2 separate regions of the Homo sapiens genome follow, and region 2 is linked to region 1. The links are chromatin loops, found by intact Hi-C in ENCODE. Cell type or tissue: natural killer cell. All regions are shown on one strand.

Region 1 (8,000 bases):
AATTAGCAGTTTTTCAGTAAGTCCAAAAGGCTGTGTCAATTCCCCTATGGAAGCACTTAACATCACAAAGGGAGTGAAGTTGTCCCCGTGCCTAGCACAGTGCCTGACACATATTAGGTGCTCAAAAAATGTCTGTGGAATGGGAGGGCATCATGATCCCAGCCAAACAGGCTGAATTTTAGAAATGGGTGCTTGGAAGCATCTCAGGCAGTGAAAGGAATTCCAGGCTTCACAAAATAGTGTGCCTGAGGATACCAATACACAACCTGAGACGGAGATTGCGGGTGGGAGGTCTCAGCAGCCAGGCAGGGGTGGATAGTGTGTGTGTGAGTTGCGGGGGGCACTCCATGGAGCAGTGGCTTTATCAGAAATGGGGACTGTTTCCCTTCAACCATCATGGACCCTTCCCTGTTTCTTCTTGTCAGCCAGAGGAGGGAAGCTGCTGACAGCTCATCTCCAATACGCCCTCCGGGACCCTCGAGCCACCCCTCTCCACCAGCAGCTTTGCCACTTACACTCACCATCAGAGATGTTCCCAAGCCCCGAGGCCCTGCCCTGACATGCATAGTGACTCTTGGCTTCCCTGGCCCAGACGGCCAGATAGCTCCCAGCTTCTTGCAGCAGCTGAAAGAGTTGAAAGGCCTGGGAGTCAGGAGGCCCTGGTTCAAGTGCTGGCCAATAACCAGTCACATGACCTTGGGCCAGCATCTCTCCCTCTTTGGGCCTCAGTTTGCCCTGCCATAAATTGAAGAAATGGGATGGCCTATCTCGGGGAGTCCCCTCCACATGCACATTCTGTGGACCCTGCAGTTCCTTGGATCCACATGCTCTCCTTATCTGTCTGCTGCTCAAATCAAAATCTTAGTGTTGACAGGGAATTTGTAAAAATCTTCTTTTTGTAGATGAGGAATCTGAGGCCCAGGGAGGGGAAGGGGTGTGATCAGAAAGATGTACTAAGGGCAGACACAGAATTCCAACTGGAGTCTGCTCCCAGACATGATCTGACTTTGGTTTTAATGACTGCTTGGAATGGAAGAATTCTTTGCACCAAAGCCGCCCATGTGCCTAGCATAGGTTCACATAGGGTATGGCTGGTGCCTCTTCAGCCTTCTGTAGGCAATCAGTTCAGGGTCCATCCTTTTGATCCTGTAGTAGAAGCCAACCAACCTAGACCAAGCCCTGGTGGGGAGACCTGAGCTCTAGCCTTCTCTGTGTAACTGACTAGCTGTGTGACCCTGGGCAAGTCACTCCACCTCTCTGGCTTTATTGCGGTGTGGTTATACGAGCTCCATTGGGCTGTAAGCTCTAGGGAACATGGACTTGTCTGTTTTAATCCCAGGGGGTTGGCTTTCAAAGTAAAGTTTCTTAGTTGAAATTTCAGAGAGAATCTCATTTGTTCAGCAACCAATGATGTCTGTATTTAAGTCAGCCCACAGAAATCTTAGGTCACTGACTGGCCAGTGAAAGGGCTGCCTGTGGCTCAGGTGCTTATCTTTGGTTCAATCCACTGTGGCCTGGAGTGTTATGTCACTGATAAGTACAGTTGCTTTTTCTAGGCATTGTTTAGAAAGGTATCTATTGGATCTCTATTGTCTTGGTGAGGAAACTGGCTCAATGAGTCACTTAGCCCAGGGCACATAACTGGTAAATGATGGTGCTGAGGTTAGAACCACAAAGCCCCTTGTTCTTCCTACTACTCCAGGACCCATAGCTGTGGACTAGTCATGCAGAGCAGAGTGCAGTACGTTGAGGGCTACAGGGATTTGGTGGAAGCAGCAAACTTTCCAGATGGAGGGAGGTGCCCAGGAAGTCTTCATGGAAGAGGCGGCCTTTAAAATGGGAGTTTAAACAAACAGGCAGGGGTGGTGAAGAACATTCCAGATCAAGGAAATAATGTCAGCCAAGGTGTTTGGGTGAGGGGATGGGGGAGAGGAAACTGGGTGGGATTCTGAGAGGGTGAGACTGTGCGGAGTGTCAGCATACATGGCTGGGAGGGTTATGAAACAAGCTTGTGTGTCAAACCCAGTAAGAAGTTTGGGATTGATTTGTGAAGTAGTGGGGATCCATTGAAGGTTGTTGAGCAGGTGAGTGACTTAATCAGAAATGGGCTGCCAGAAAATGTATGGTTAGTTCCCTATAAGTCTGTTCCTCCTGGGAGGCACAGGCTGTTTCACCTTTGCTGTTGTCTTCAGTCAGAAATGGGGAGGAACGGAACAGAGCTGAGGAGATGCCGCTGGCACCACCACTGTTAGGCGGAGGACCAGAGGGGGAGTAAGAAGACAGTGGGCAGGGCCAGGCCTTCATGGCAGGTCATGGGGGGTGAAGAGGAGGAGGAGCAGCTGGAGACGACTTTCCTTCCTCTCTTGGCCATCAGCCTCCTCTGGCCTGAGGTCTGGTCTGGTGAGGCAGAGTACAGAGCATGCCTGTGCTGTCTGTGTGAGTTCCTGAGGAGTGAGATCTTTAATTTTTGTCTGCTGAGCCCTGATGGGCGAGAGGCCAGCCTGTGTTACAACCTCTTGGGGGCCCCTGGGCCAAGGCACTCAGACCACAGTGGACGGAAACAAGGAATGAGTCATTCAGACTAGGACTAGCCGGGGCCCACTGGGATCTGCTGCACCTCGCCTGCCCCCTCAGCCTGGTGTCTGTGCCCTTTCCTGGGGATTTGCCAGGTCTGGGTCTGTTCCTGAGGGACTGGGGCCCTAGAGAGGGTATTGGGGGCACCAGGGCAAACATCATTGAGCCCCCACTCTCCATGGATGATCCAGGGAAAATGGACTCAGGGGATGATGGCAGAAGGCATCCTCTTCCTCTCTTTGTCTTGACAATGGAGAGTGAGAGGGAGCTGGCTTGCAGGCCTCCCTGGGGAGAGCTTGTTTTAGGAAAGACCCTACTGTAGACCTTCCTCTCTGCCCCTGCATCCCTCATCCCTCAGGGTGTGAGGAGTGTTACTATGACCCAGCTCAAAGCCAAGGTGGGCACAGGCTGGAAGATGCCAGCGACAGCCAAGGGAAGCTGCTTCTTGTCCTTTTTTGTCCTCAAATTCCTGCACAGCCATTCTAGAAGCCTAGATAGGCCTGCACAATCCCCCAGCCCACAGGGTTTTCTTCCTGGGGATTTTGAAAGAATAATCCAGGTACATGAGCTCTCCCCATCTGGGTAACTCTCTCCACCTCCAGCAGAGCATATGAAGTCCCCTTGGTCTCACTGGGAGGAATTACAGGGAGGAGGTCTTCCAGCTGCTCACACTGTTGTCCTGCTCAGGTCTTCAGAGACTGTGCTTGAGGAGAAGTTATGCTTCAGGCTCCCCCGGGGGTTTAGAAGATTCCTCCACCCCTCCACCCCCAGCCAGGGACTGAAGGAATTTATGCAGGTAAATAGGAAATGACATCTCAGCTTATAGTGAATGGCACGGAGCTTTCAGATCAGCCCACCCATGCACCAGAGACTGGAAATGAAGGGAAGCGAAGTGAACTAAGTGATTTGAAAGAGCTGCCCATTTCCCATCATTGCAGGACACCCTGGTGTGAGTGCAGTGTGCTGCAGGGAAAACAGCATGGACTTTGGAGTTGTTCAGACTTTTTAGTTGAATCCTGGCTCAACTCCCAGCTGTGTGGCCTTGAGCAAGCGACTACCCCTCTGGGCTTGTGAAATGGGAATGGCAACACCTCTACCACACAGAGCTAAATAGACATTGTATGTATGTCATTTCTCTTTCCCAAAGAGAAAAGCTACGAGTTGAGATGAGCTCTATTCAGCAACTGCAGACTACTTGATGGAGGTGGGGTGAGTGTGGCTGTGACTTCCTTCCTTCTTCTCTGTGGGTGCGAATCAGATTCACCGCCCTGACTCAGAGCGGACCCCTAGCTGGTAAACAGGCCTGAGGAGAATGGGGGATGCTTGGTGGGGGCTGACCTGTGACCACAGTCCCATGCAGCCATTAGCACCCCCACCACACCACAAACAGCTGTGCATGCTTCCAGCTCTGAGAAAAATGCAGCTGTCGGTGGTCTCCCTTCCCCTGGAAGCTGGCATTGGTTTAGCATCTGGGACCAGACAAACCAGGAGTGAATCCCAGCGCAGCCACCTACTGGCTTGTGACTGTGGATGAGTCATTTACTTCCCCGAGCCTTCATTTCCTCATCTGCTATGTGGGGAAATAATAGCACTTCCTTCATCAATAGCGCTTCTCATTAAACAAGGAAGTGACTATAAGATGACTTGGCACAGTGCCTGGTACCTTCTGAGTGCTCAAGAAATACCAAGGCTGGATGTGGTGGCTCACACCTATAATCCCAACACTTTAGGAGGCCGAGACGGGAGGATCACTTGAGTCCAGGGGTTCAAGACCAGCCTGGGCAAAATGGCAAAACCCCGTCTCTACAAAAAATACAAATTAGCCAGGCTTGGTGGCGTGCACCTACAGTCCCAGCTACTTGGGGGGCTGAAGCTGGAGGATTGCTTGAACCCAGGAGGTGGATGCTGCAGTGAGCCGAGATTGTGCCACTGCACTCCAGCCTGGGTGACAGAGTGAGACCCTGTCTCAAACAAACAAACAAACAATAAATGAAATATCAGTTGGTAAATGGAGGAGTAGTAATTGACACCTGCCCCTAGCCCCATGACAGGGTAAACAGGGCTGGCTAGCTAGTTTGTCCTGAAGAGAAAAATGGCAAAAAGAACATCATTATCTCAACTTTCAGATAAGAAAGTAGAAGCCAAATGAAGCTCAGAACTGTGCTGCATTCACAGAAGACGGAAATGAGCTCAGAACTGTGCTCCGCTCACAGAAGACGTAAATGTTCACCACATGTTTGTGGGAGGGCCCTTTCCAGCACACTCTGAAATACAGGCCAGCTCACCTTACCTTTGCAGGAACATCCATACCATGGCTATCACCACCAGCCAGCATGTCATACCCACTTGGAGGAGACAGGCACCGGCAGACCAGGGCAGGGTGGTTGTGAATTCTTGAGGGGACGCCAGGTCATGGCACCTAAGGTGGAATGGTTCTGGCAGCCTTTGCGGGCCTTAACAACCTCACACAGGAGGGAGTCGGCACCTCTCTGTACGGCCTGCACCTTCCAAACTGGAGGCTGAGGCTGCGCAGTGCTGGGGTCCCAGCTGCCCAGTGTCTGGAGCAGAACATCCAAGCCCATGAGCGGCTCCCGTCTGGAAGGCTGGGGGCCCAGTCAAACTTTCCTTCAGCGATTCTGCCCTCTGATTAACCAGGAAATGTGTTATTTGTTCTGAGCAGGGGAACAAGCTCTCCTGGGGAGAGGAATTCAGGGCTGGAGGTCCAGTTACTTCCAAGCAAGAAAAATCCCTGGAATTCTTTCAGGAGTCTGGGTCTCAGCAAAGGGGGCCGAAATGTGGCCCTTGTTTTTGGTCCTTATTTACCAAATTAGCTCAGGTTCTGGTAGACCTCTGGCTGCCAACATTATTCCAGTGAGACATGGAAAAGCAGTGAGTTTGCCCTGGGAGTCCAGGAGACTGCTGTCCCTTGCATGGGGCATGTGTCTGGGCAAACCTTTCCCTGCTGGAATCTCTTTATCAACCCTTTAGACTCTCTCTGCCGGGTTTTCCAGAGATGATTTTCCTCTCCAGACCCAAGAGATGGGTGAGTAGGCTTAGCAGCGATCTAATGAGGGAGAAGGCTTTAATCAGGGGGTGGGGAAGTGACACACGGTGAGTCAGCGGCCATGCTGAAACAGCTTCCCTTCTTTCACTGGGCCAAGAGGATTAAGGGTGGCAGAAAGTTCTGATAACTCCACATCTCCAGGTACATGAGCTCCAGGTACATGAACAGTGGGCTGGCAGGCAGGGAAGAGGGCATTTGGGGATATGCCCTAGAGCTCCTTTGGTGGTGATAGTGGTGGGGTGGTTGGAAAGGTCATGATTCAATTGTGAAGAGGGCTCCAGGCTTACAAGCCCGGGGTGGAGGCAAGGCGGTGTAACCTTAAAAGCTTGGGCTCAGGTGGAAAATGATCCAGGTTTGAATCCTGCCTCTGCTATTTATCAGCTGTGCCATCTTGGGCAAGCCAGTAGCCATTGCCAACCTCAGTTTCCTCCTTTGTATGCGTGGAAATCATAATGCCTCCTTTGGTTGGTTAAATCAGCCAATTGATGTAACATGCTTAGTATGGCGTTTGGACTAAAGTAGGCTCTATCGATTTTGGCAGGTTAAAAAAAAAAAGCAAAACTCAAGTGTTTGTGGGATTGGAGATTCTGAAGAGCTGCAATCAGTCCCAGCAGTTAGAGGGTAAGGGAGATATGGGCAGTAAGTAGGTGGCAGGACAGAGTGTGGCGCCGGGATGGGGTAGAAGATGCCAGTCTTTGGAGTAGATGAACTGGGTTATGGTCCCCAGGCGAACAGGGTGGGAACGTCCAAGGACCACTTGTACTCACTGAGGAGTGGAAGGGGCGCCCGATGGTGAGGGAAAGTTGGTCTGCGTGAGGGTTTTGGCGGAGGCGAAGGGTGAGGGATGAATGGGCGGCAGACTTCCAGAAATGCAGACGGAGGAGACGGAGCAGTAATAATGACTTGGACACACAGGAGGAAAAAATAGCTCAGGGACGAAGATGATGCCAAGGTTTCTGGCTTTTGGAGGCCCACGGGGATCTGAGGTGGGTCTTGAGGGATCTAGAGGGGAGCTTCTGAAGGAAGTGGGTAGGTTCCGGGGAGAGGAAGGGAGCCCAGAACTACAGAGGTGGGTGGATATCTGGGCAAGGAGAGGTAAGTGTGGACCTGGGGCTTCCACAGCTGTGAAGGAGCAGCATCCCAGGAACAGAACGCAGCATTCTGGGAACTAAGGGGCATTCATGGTCAAATGCAAGGGGTAGGGTTCAAGGAGATCTTTAGAGCCAGCCCCAAAGGCAGCAAGCACATGAACCTGGATCAGGAGCTGCCACCCAGAACTCAGTTCCTCTCTCTTAAAATGGGTCTAATGATACCAGCCCTCCCCACTTGATGGGATTACTGTGTCCTTCATTCAGTTAGCTATCCATTTCACACATACTTCTTGGCTGTTCTAGGTTCTGCAGAAACAGTGGTGAGCAACGCAGACAAGATATCTGTTGCTTTAGAGCTGTCATTGTGGTTTGGGAAGTCAGACAAGAAATGATTTTATAGGTTGTTGAATAGGACTTTTCCTCTGCTCTTGGAATATCTGCTGAAGCCACAAAGATAGAACAATGAGGGCTAAATATTCTTGCATTCTGAAGAGAAGTACTAGACACCTTACTAAAGGCAGAACAGGTTCAACAGCAATCAAACTACATCCCTCAATTCCAGTCTACAAATGAAAGGGATTGAAGAAAGTCACTGAAGCATAACACTGCTGCATTTGTGGGCAGGGCTGAGATTTCCCCTGAGGGAACTCCCCAACTCAAACCAAATGAAGGGAGCTCCCAGAGAGAACCAGTCATCTGCAAGAAGAGGAGGCTCTGTCCCTATAACTGTCCCCCCACTGATGCTGACTATGTTGCTGGATGTTACAGGCACCTCGGTGCATTAAACTACAGCAAGACAGTTCATGGGAGAACCCAACATATGTCTTTAGGAATTGAGGACGTACATAAATGAAGAGACTTGTGTGCACTTCCTGTCTGGAGAATTCTGATCGTGGAGCCTCGCTGGAGTGGCCTGTGTGGCAAGGTGAGAAGTGGGCAGGGTGAGGAGCGGCCAACCCACCATTGTTTTGCCTGGCATAGGTGGGACAGTCCTATGAGAGACAGAGGATGCAGGGGTCTCCGAGAGGTTGGCCAGAGAGTAATTTGCTATGGCAACTCAGGGTGGAGGTCCTGTAGAGAACCTCCCAAAAACCCACATATGTGCCCATGAAAAAGCCAGCGCTTGGCACCTGCCAACCAAGGGTACCTGTCACATAAGACTTTGCTACTTTTCCTCTAACACCTCTCTCCCAGCCTTGACAAAGAGGAGCCACAGCAGAAAAGGGAGGTCAGGAAAACAGACCACACCCCACTCTCACCACTGCAGGATC
Region 2 (8,000 bases), 220 kb before region 1:
CATTTTTGTTGCCCAGGCTGGTCTCTAATTCCTGGGCTCAAGTGATCTGCCTGCCTCAGCTTCCCAAAGTGCTAGGATTACAAGTGTGAACCACTGTGCCCAGCCAATAATGCTAATATCTAAAGGATGAGAAAAGCAAGGCAGAAACAATAGAAACCCCAGGGAATAAGTCACACAGTGTGGCTGCAGTGTAGTGCACATGTAGTAAGGACAGCTCAAGAGGAATCTGGAGAAGTAGCTGGGATCATGTTACTGATAGACTTTAACGCCAAGTTGATGAATTTGTCCTTAAAAAGATTAGGAATGGAGCGCTACCGAGTGAAGCAGGTAAGATGCTCATCACTGGGTGAAAGCAAATGGACTAGTTACATAAGAAATTACAAATTAAAGAAAACAAAATTATTAATAGTTCTGTAAGCTATTTGCATAACAATACACAAATGATTTTCTCTACTTTGTGGAGAAAACTCCACTGCTCTTGTACAATCACTGAATCCAATACTCTGTTAATTTTCAAGCTTCTGTTATTCATGAGAATTACCCAACCAAGTAGTAAGTGTTTAAGAGGGATCCTAGGTGTATAGCTACCTTATACATGAGAGTTTAAGGAAGTTGGTTTCAGAAGTAATCACATTGTTCCTGATAGTCATATCAGAATGTATTTCCAGGTCCACAGAGTTTAGTAAATACACACATGTCCACTTGCACACGACACACAAAATAAAGGAGAATTCACCATCCTAGAATTTATGAAGGTCTTCATAAAGGAGGTATTGTAGTTAAGAAAAAAGAAAGTGACAGGTTATGGACCAGGAAACCCAAATTCTAGTCTTGTTTTGCCACTGAGTAACAGTGAGACTTTGAGCAAGTCACTTCCCTTCTTTCGGTCTCAGAAACCTCATCTGTAAAACAAGAAGGATCTCACCAGAACCAACTCTAAGGTCTAACCACTTCTCTAAATATCAAAGGTTTCAAGCCGGCAGTCCACAAGTCAGATGTGGCAGGCAGGCTGTGAGGGCCAAAGCACTCACAAACAAAAAGAACCTGATGCTGAAATACTGGAAGATCTCACATAAAAATCCAGATTTTTCACTTTTTCTTGAAAACCCAGGAAATCTGGCAATATGAGACCTATATCCCCACATGGCCACAATCTGCTATGGCTGAGCAGGTGCTGCCCCCGATTGACCTGACCTATCTAGTTGTCTAGTTTACCAGTCTCCACCCTCTGCCTTGCTCATCTGTTACCTGCCTGAGTCTGTGACCCTTGCCATACACATAGGAAACATTCCCTGTATTTACTCACTCTACAGATATATGAGCCATGCACTGAGCCAGATGCTGTAAAAGAAATAAGCATCAGACATATCTACTTGAGAAATACAAACTCACTGTCAGAAATAACAGATCTGAGAGTGGAATTTCAAGTTATGGCAGAAGATATTATTTCAATTTTTCAAATATGGTTAAGAGATGGATCTGTAGCCTAGATCAGTATTTTCAGGAAAAGGAGTACGAATATTTGGTAAAAAGTTCAAGCTTCTTAAGTAGAAGACACAAAGTCAAGCCTTTCCCTATACAGTAAACCATTAAGTCCACAGGCTCTTTGTAGGATCACAAATGCAAGGCACTGCTGGCAGGCAGAGGGCTGTACATGAATGCAGAAGCTCAGCCCCAGTCATAAAGATGCTCCTTGACTATTTCAAATGTGAAAGCAATGGACCTGAAAACTGAGAATGGATCAGTCACTGAGGTGCACGTGCATATAAATATCCAGGTTCTGAGAACAGTGACCTAAGGTATTAACTCTCAGTCACGTGTGGACCAGGGGATCATCAGAGTCTCTGACCATTCTGGTTCTCTAAGACACATCATGGTTCTTTGCTTTGTCAGTCTCCTATCATGCAGAATTTTCCAGGAAACAAGATGTGCCTTCGTCATCTCATTACTGTCATACTGTCTTGAGAGTTCACCGCTGTGCTGTGCTGGTCCTTAAGTGCTTGTCATCCTTTGAGTATGTCTATGAAATGGTGCCATCGGTATTTTCCTTCATTGCTAGAAATCAGGCAAGTACAGGAAGCTGCAGAATGACTGAGTATATGTGAAATTCATAATTTATAACAGTAAACGAGAGCATGAATACCCATTAATAGAGACTCTGTAAGTTAAAATGATAGTAAAGACATAAAACATTCTGCAGCTGCAAAAGAGAATGAGTTGGAAAGCTACTCAGCAATAAAAAGGAATAAGCTATTGACACACATAACAACTTAAATGAATCTCAAGAAAATTACGCTGAGTGAAAAAAGCCAAAATGCCAATCCCAAAAGGTTACATACTGTATGACTTCATATTTATAACATTCTTTAAATGACAAGATTATAAAAATGGAGACCAGATTAGTGGCTGCCAAGGGTTAGAGATGGTGGGGTTGGGGGACTAGGAGAAAGGTGGAGGGTGGTTACACCAACCTACATATATGAAAGAATTGTATACAAATATACCCATACCATGTATTCCATGCCACGAAAAGAACAGAGATGCAGCTGAAACAATTTCTGAAATTTTTCAGTAAACCTCTTTATATTATGAAGGTACCTTTGGAAAACCAAAGAAGGAGGTGGGGGGGAGAGAAAATGTGAATATTTTATATATGATCTGAATGACCTCTAAAACATACTGGTAAAGGAAAAATAAGGTAGTGTGTGTACAAAAACCAGGTAAAAACATTAATACTTAATGCTTATCCACACAATTTTTCTCAACACTGGTTGCCTCTACAGATGGAGTCGTGGGAGGCTGAGGGTTAAGATGGATGGGACACTTGAACCTCCTGAGTTTTATACCTTTATGAACGCATTATTTATTCACAAAGTTACTTTCTTCTTGAATATGTGAAAATCAAGGCAAATCAATGATTCTGTGCCCTCACCTATGTTTATACCTGTGGTCTGACAACTACTTTCTGTTACTACTCAACCCCCTCTAAGTACTAAATTACCTTTTACACCTGAGCCTCTCAAGCCTCCGTACTAGTTCTGAAAATCAATGTCACTGGTTACCTGAAAATGCTTCTGAATAATTACTCTTTCAACACACTGTACTATTACATATGACATAGCTCAGTCTATGATAGCTGACTATAAAACGTGACAACTATCTTCAAGCCAGCTGGATATTTTGAATTTCAAAAAGAACACATGAGAACAAGTCAAAAAGTAACGATGATGGTGACTACTGATTTTTGAGCTTTTACTATGTGCTCAGTACTGTGCCAAGTAGCTTACATGCATTATCTCAATGTTTAATAGGTGTGTTTTGTTATTTTCATTTTATAGGCAGGAAACTGAAGCTCAGATAGGTTAAAATATTTCAGCCAGGCACGGTGGCTCACGCCTATAATCCCAGCACTTTGGGAGGCTGAGATAGGCGATCATTTGCTCCCAGGAGTTCAAGACCAGCCTGTGAAACATGGCAACAACCAATCTCTTAAAAAAAAAAAAAAAAAAAAAGGCTGGGTGTGGTGGTGCACACTTGTAGTCCCAGCTACCTGGGAGGCTGAGATGGGAGAATCACCTGAGCCCAGGAAGTTGAGGCTGCAGTGAGCTATATCGCGTCACTGCACTCCAGCCAACAGAGTGAGACCTTGTCTCCAAAAAAAAAAAAAAAAAAAAAAAAGTTGCTTAAGGTCATACAGCTTCTAGAAGAATCTGAACTTGTATTAGGGTCTGTGAATACTAAAAATGAGAAATCATTCTCCTTCTATGGCTTAGCAAAACTTATCTCAGCTGAGAATCTGTTGCTTTTATAATCCTAGTAATTAAGCCAGGCTCTAGACATCTTTACCAAAATATCTGCAATTTGCACAGTTAGCAGGATAAAATACTTAACACAAAAACTGAGGGGCCTACAAAATAAGAAAACCTCAGTTGAGATTCTTAGTCAATCTAATAAAAAATGTAATAGTCGATCTCTAGATGACATGGCACCTACTTTGGTTTGCTCAATGATCAAAACTCTTTCACGAGGAAAACAAATCCAACCAGAAAATTTAAGATTTTATCTTTGTCAATAAACTTCTGGATTTAACACTGATATCTGAATCAAACTCAAACTTCTAGAAAATTATATGAATCAACTGTCAATAGACTACTTGTGTATTATTATTAATGACTTCTGATTCTACAATCAGTCCCTGAATATTTCAAATACGGCACTTAACTCTAAATATTCTCAAACAGAAACATTTCTGGGTCTCGTCTACTGAATTCCTCACACAGGAAGTTTACAAGTAAAGTTAGATCACTTAAGTGAGAGATTTCACTTTCAGTTTAAAATGTCTGAAATCATCCTTTACAGAGCTGACAAAAAAAAAAAAAAAGCTGAAATACCCACCAAGGTATCAGAAACCTTTCCCAACATAAGATTATTTTAAGTAACATGACACCACAAAAGATTTAAAATAAAACTCATATGATTTAAACCAGCAACTTTCTAAGAGAAGACAATGTTAATAAAATTAAAATAAAATGCTAGCAAATAATGGAATCCAAAATTAGTCCTCTGCATTTCCAGGACACCTCTTAACAAACTTAAAATATTTGTATTATCAAGGCATTTTCTACCCACACCAAATTTCTTCTTCAAGATACCTTGGGCTTCCTATACGATACTGCTTCTAATAGTAATGTAAGTGCAAGAATTTTGTTAAGTCCCACATTGGACTAGCAAAATCAATTATCAGCTGGCTGTCTCTATTACTCTTTTTGGTGCCAAATCTTTTTTCATTAATCTCCTTGCATGAAGGTTGTTATACCCATTTTCTAAAGTAGGAGCACTCTATGTTCATTCTCTAAGGTCACGTAATCTATATCTTCTGAAAATTGGCAGAGGCCGTTTCTGACTATGTTAACTCTTCCCCAGCTTCCCACCCTGCCCTGGTATAAGAGCACAGACATAAAGCCATGGCTGTAAGGTGAAAACACACATATGCAAAATTACCCATGATTCCAAGTGACTCACGGATAATCACCACTCATTTCATTGGCATTCTAACTACTGTCAGAACATCACAAGGTTAAGGACAACTGAAATAAAGCATCCTGCAGAAGAACATATCGGCCTCCATTTCATCTGAACTAGAGAACACATTATGGAAGTTTTGTTTTTGATAATAGGCATTGGGTGGCTTTAGAAAGTAGTAAATGAGTCTTTGTACAAACAATAATTCTATTTGGCTATTTTTGCGACATATCTTCACTCTACATAATAAAGGCTGCTGAGAAAGGTCAGTACACAGAAATGTATTGTAGGCCAATAAGCAATGAAAATAGCTTATTAAATACTACAAACAGCAGAAGTTATTTAATGTAGCAATTTATACATTCAATATTGACTTAATGAACTTAAAGTCACTTGCTTAAAAATTCAGATTTTCAGGGAAGATAAAAGTACAGAAAGTTGTTAGAATTTCCATTAAATTAGGGGTATTCAGTACTATAATATCAATTTGTTGAACCCAAAGTGATACTATTCAAATGCTAGTAACTATTAGCTCTATTCATACAGTCTTTAATGTAGGTCATAAAAGTAAAGGATTTTCATCTGTGGCCTGAAAGAGAATATTTCAAAATATTGAAGTCTTCAGTGAACACATTTACAAATTACTGAGTTGGATTACAAAATGCAAATTATGCTTGAGGAAGAAGGCTCTCTCATCTTCTTTCATGCTAAAAGATGACTTTTTTCTTTGCAGGATGAAAAAGGGAAGAGTCCCTTTTCTGTGTTTACATAGAAATAATATTTGGGTTTTATCTCTGTATGTTTCTGGGTTCCACCTGGTATTAACCACAAGAGAGGAAATTCTGTGCAGAAGGCCATGCTTTCCAGTAATGAACAATCTGGCAAGAACTTGAAAACCTGACAGGCTTAAAGGTTACATGCCAGAGTGCTCTGCATCTTTATACTCTTTCCCTGCAATCTTCATTTAAAAATCCACAATTCAAGTTCAAATGAAGGCAACAAGCTTGAGTTCCACAGAATACATCAGTTCTGTCTACCAGAATTCAAAGCCAGATCAGGAAAAAATAAAAACCTAACAGCATAAAGGCAGAAAGTGAAAAGAAGAAGGAAGGAAAGAAGAGAGGGAAGAACAGAGAGAGGATCAAAAAAAATTTTTAAATAAAGCATCATGTTACAGAATGGATATGCTCCAGGGAACTGATGAATATTTGAACTTGGTCAGTCTTCAAGACACAAAGATAGAGAAATCAGCTATAAAACAAAGATGAGTGTTTTGAACATCATTTGAACCCTGTGTTTTACAACATGTGCTACGGAATCATTGAGCCATATAATATTCAATGAAAAAAAGGTTTTGGGATGTTCAGCTAGCATTTAATTAGGACATACCATATTTAAAAAGCAATTAAAAATAAAATTAAGAAAACAAGAGAAAAGGGCCCATGCTGTATAGCCCATGAATCTCATCGGCTTTATCATGAAAGTTTATTGTTTTTAATCCTAGTACAATCAGCTACCAGTTACATACAGTAAAAAACAGAAACAGCCACAAAGCAATGATGATAGAGATAGTCTGTGACATTGTACAGTGGAGGAAATACTCTCTGTTGGAATCCTCCAGCAGACCCCCGCCTGGCTTCAGCAGTTAAGCTATCACTCCCTCCCTCCCCAAAACAGTTAAAAGAAAAATTAACGTCTTGCTTGGGTACAGCAAGATTCTAATACCTCTTGGGGACACTGGAGAACTTTAAAAAAAACTAAAGCAGTAGAAACAAAACAAGAACTGAAACGTGGAAGCAAGGTGACACACAAAGAAGCTCCGCGAGGCCTTGGCTTCAGACCACCTCAAAGCGAACCACCTGGAAAGAAAAGAAAAGGCTGTCACACCTGGAAAGAACAGGCAAAAAGTTCAGTAGCCCTTAGTATAACATCATTTCAGTCCTTCCCAAATCTATAGAATTCAAGTTTTTCTCAAGGTTTTTATTTTTATAAGTGAGCCAGCTTGCAGAAAATGGCTTCCTTTTCTAATAGTATTGTAAATGTTAACAACTAGTACATACTTACTCTTTCAGAACTATAAAATAACACAAGAAGAGAGCATTTTTAGCAAAATATGCTGTCTTCTTTATCTCAAACCCTTTGAAGCAACCACACAGTAGGCTATTTATATGACTGTGTACTCTTACCTTAGAGGAATAATGACTCCGTTCAAAAACTAAGTCTCATATATATTTGGTTCGATTGAGGGCTTTTTCAGCCAGGTGACCACTTTCATCTGTGATCTTCTCCCAATCAGTCTGTCCGACCACAAAACCTATGGCCCTTTTCCTATCTGCATCCTTCTTCTCTTCCAGGTCTGCCCATCTGACCTAAAAAGAACATAGCATTAGGCTGAGCTTTAGGAAAAATAAATATGCAAAGAGCCCCCTCCCTCTCTGGACAGTCTAAGGGGTAGAATGACTCATTTGAAACCGCAAGTTTAAAAAATTAAAAACTAACCCAGGAAAACTGGGAAAAGCCATATATTTTAAGTCACAAAGAGAAAACTCTCTGGACAATCCAAGTCCTAACCATTCCAGCTCCTGAACAGTTCAGCTCAATCCTGTCCTCTCTTTCTCCTCTGCCATTCCTTTTTATTTAATAATTCACTGACCTCATTTTTTTTTCACCTGAAAGCAAAGCACTAATCTCTACCTAGTCTTCCTGTCTGTACTCACCCGCTCCAGATTCATGCTGCCAGAGTGATCTTCCTAAAACACACAGTTGTGATTCATTTGCTTTAACTCCTTCCCCTACCTACCAGGCAAAGTCCAAGAACTCAGGTCCCTCTTGATCTGGCCCCAACTACACTTTCCTGCAACATCTCTGGCCAGTGCCTATGGCATTTTATACAAACAATACAGACTTCCTTCTAGCACTCAGAGCGCATCGCACCATTTCATGTCTCTATAACTCTGCATATATGTACTAGTCATTCT

Evidence for each region. Hi-C counts contacts between places; a loop is a spot of excess contacts. Peaks named below come from ENCODE experiments on the same cell type or tissue, not always from the same donor. Only the 100,000 strongest peaks of a DNase experiment are listed, where the experiment ranks them.
Region 2: a loop joins it to region 1, with 13 times the contacts of the local background. A loop is called at or near these places in 4 of 110 quality-filtered maps.

What each region holds. Positions count from the first base shown.
Region 1 is chr14:74,614,367-74,622,366 of GRCh38, reverse strand. No RefSeq gene overlaps it. Among named protein-coding and RNA genes, the nearest start is that of LTBP2, 6.1 kb to the right of the region's middle. RefSeq lists enhancers at 1-175, 3,639-4,838. In natural killer cell, no CTCF peak of the experiment used is centred here; DNase peaks (open chromatin) are centred at 3,836, 4,206, 4,776, 7,366 and 1 weaker place; H3K27ac peaks cover 2,890 bases.
Region 2 is chr14:74,834,656-74,842,655 of GRCh38, reverse strand. It overlaps YLPM1 (YLP motif containing 1), which reads right to left. Exons shown (of 21, transcript NM_019589.3): 20 at 7,209-7,391; 21 at 5,338-6,881. The coding sequence ends at 7,245. It overlaps LOC105370569 (a long non-coding RNA gene), which reads right to left and starts at 3,490. Exons shown (of 2, transcript XR_944033.3): 1 at 2,511-3,490; 2 at 637-2,055. RefSeq lists an enhancer at 595-754. In natural killer cell, no CTCF peak of the experiment used is centred here; DNase peaks (open chromatin) are centred at 915, 3,715, 4,305 and 6,845; H3K27ac peaks cover 4,692 bases.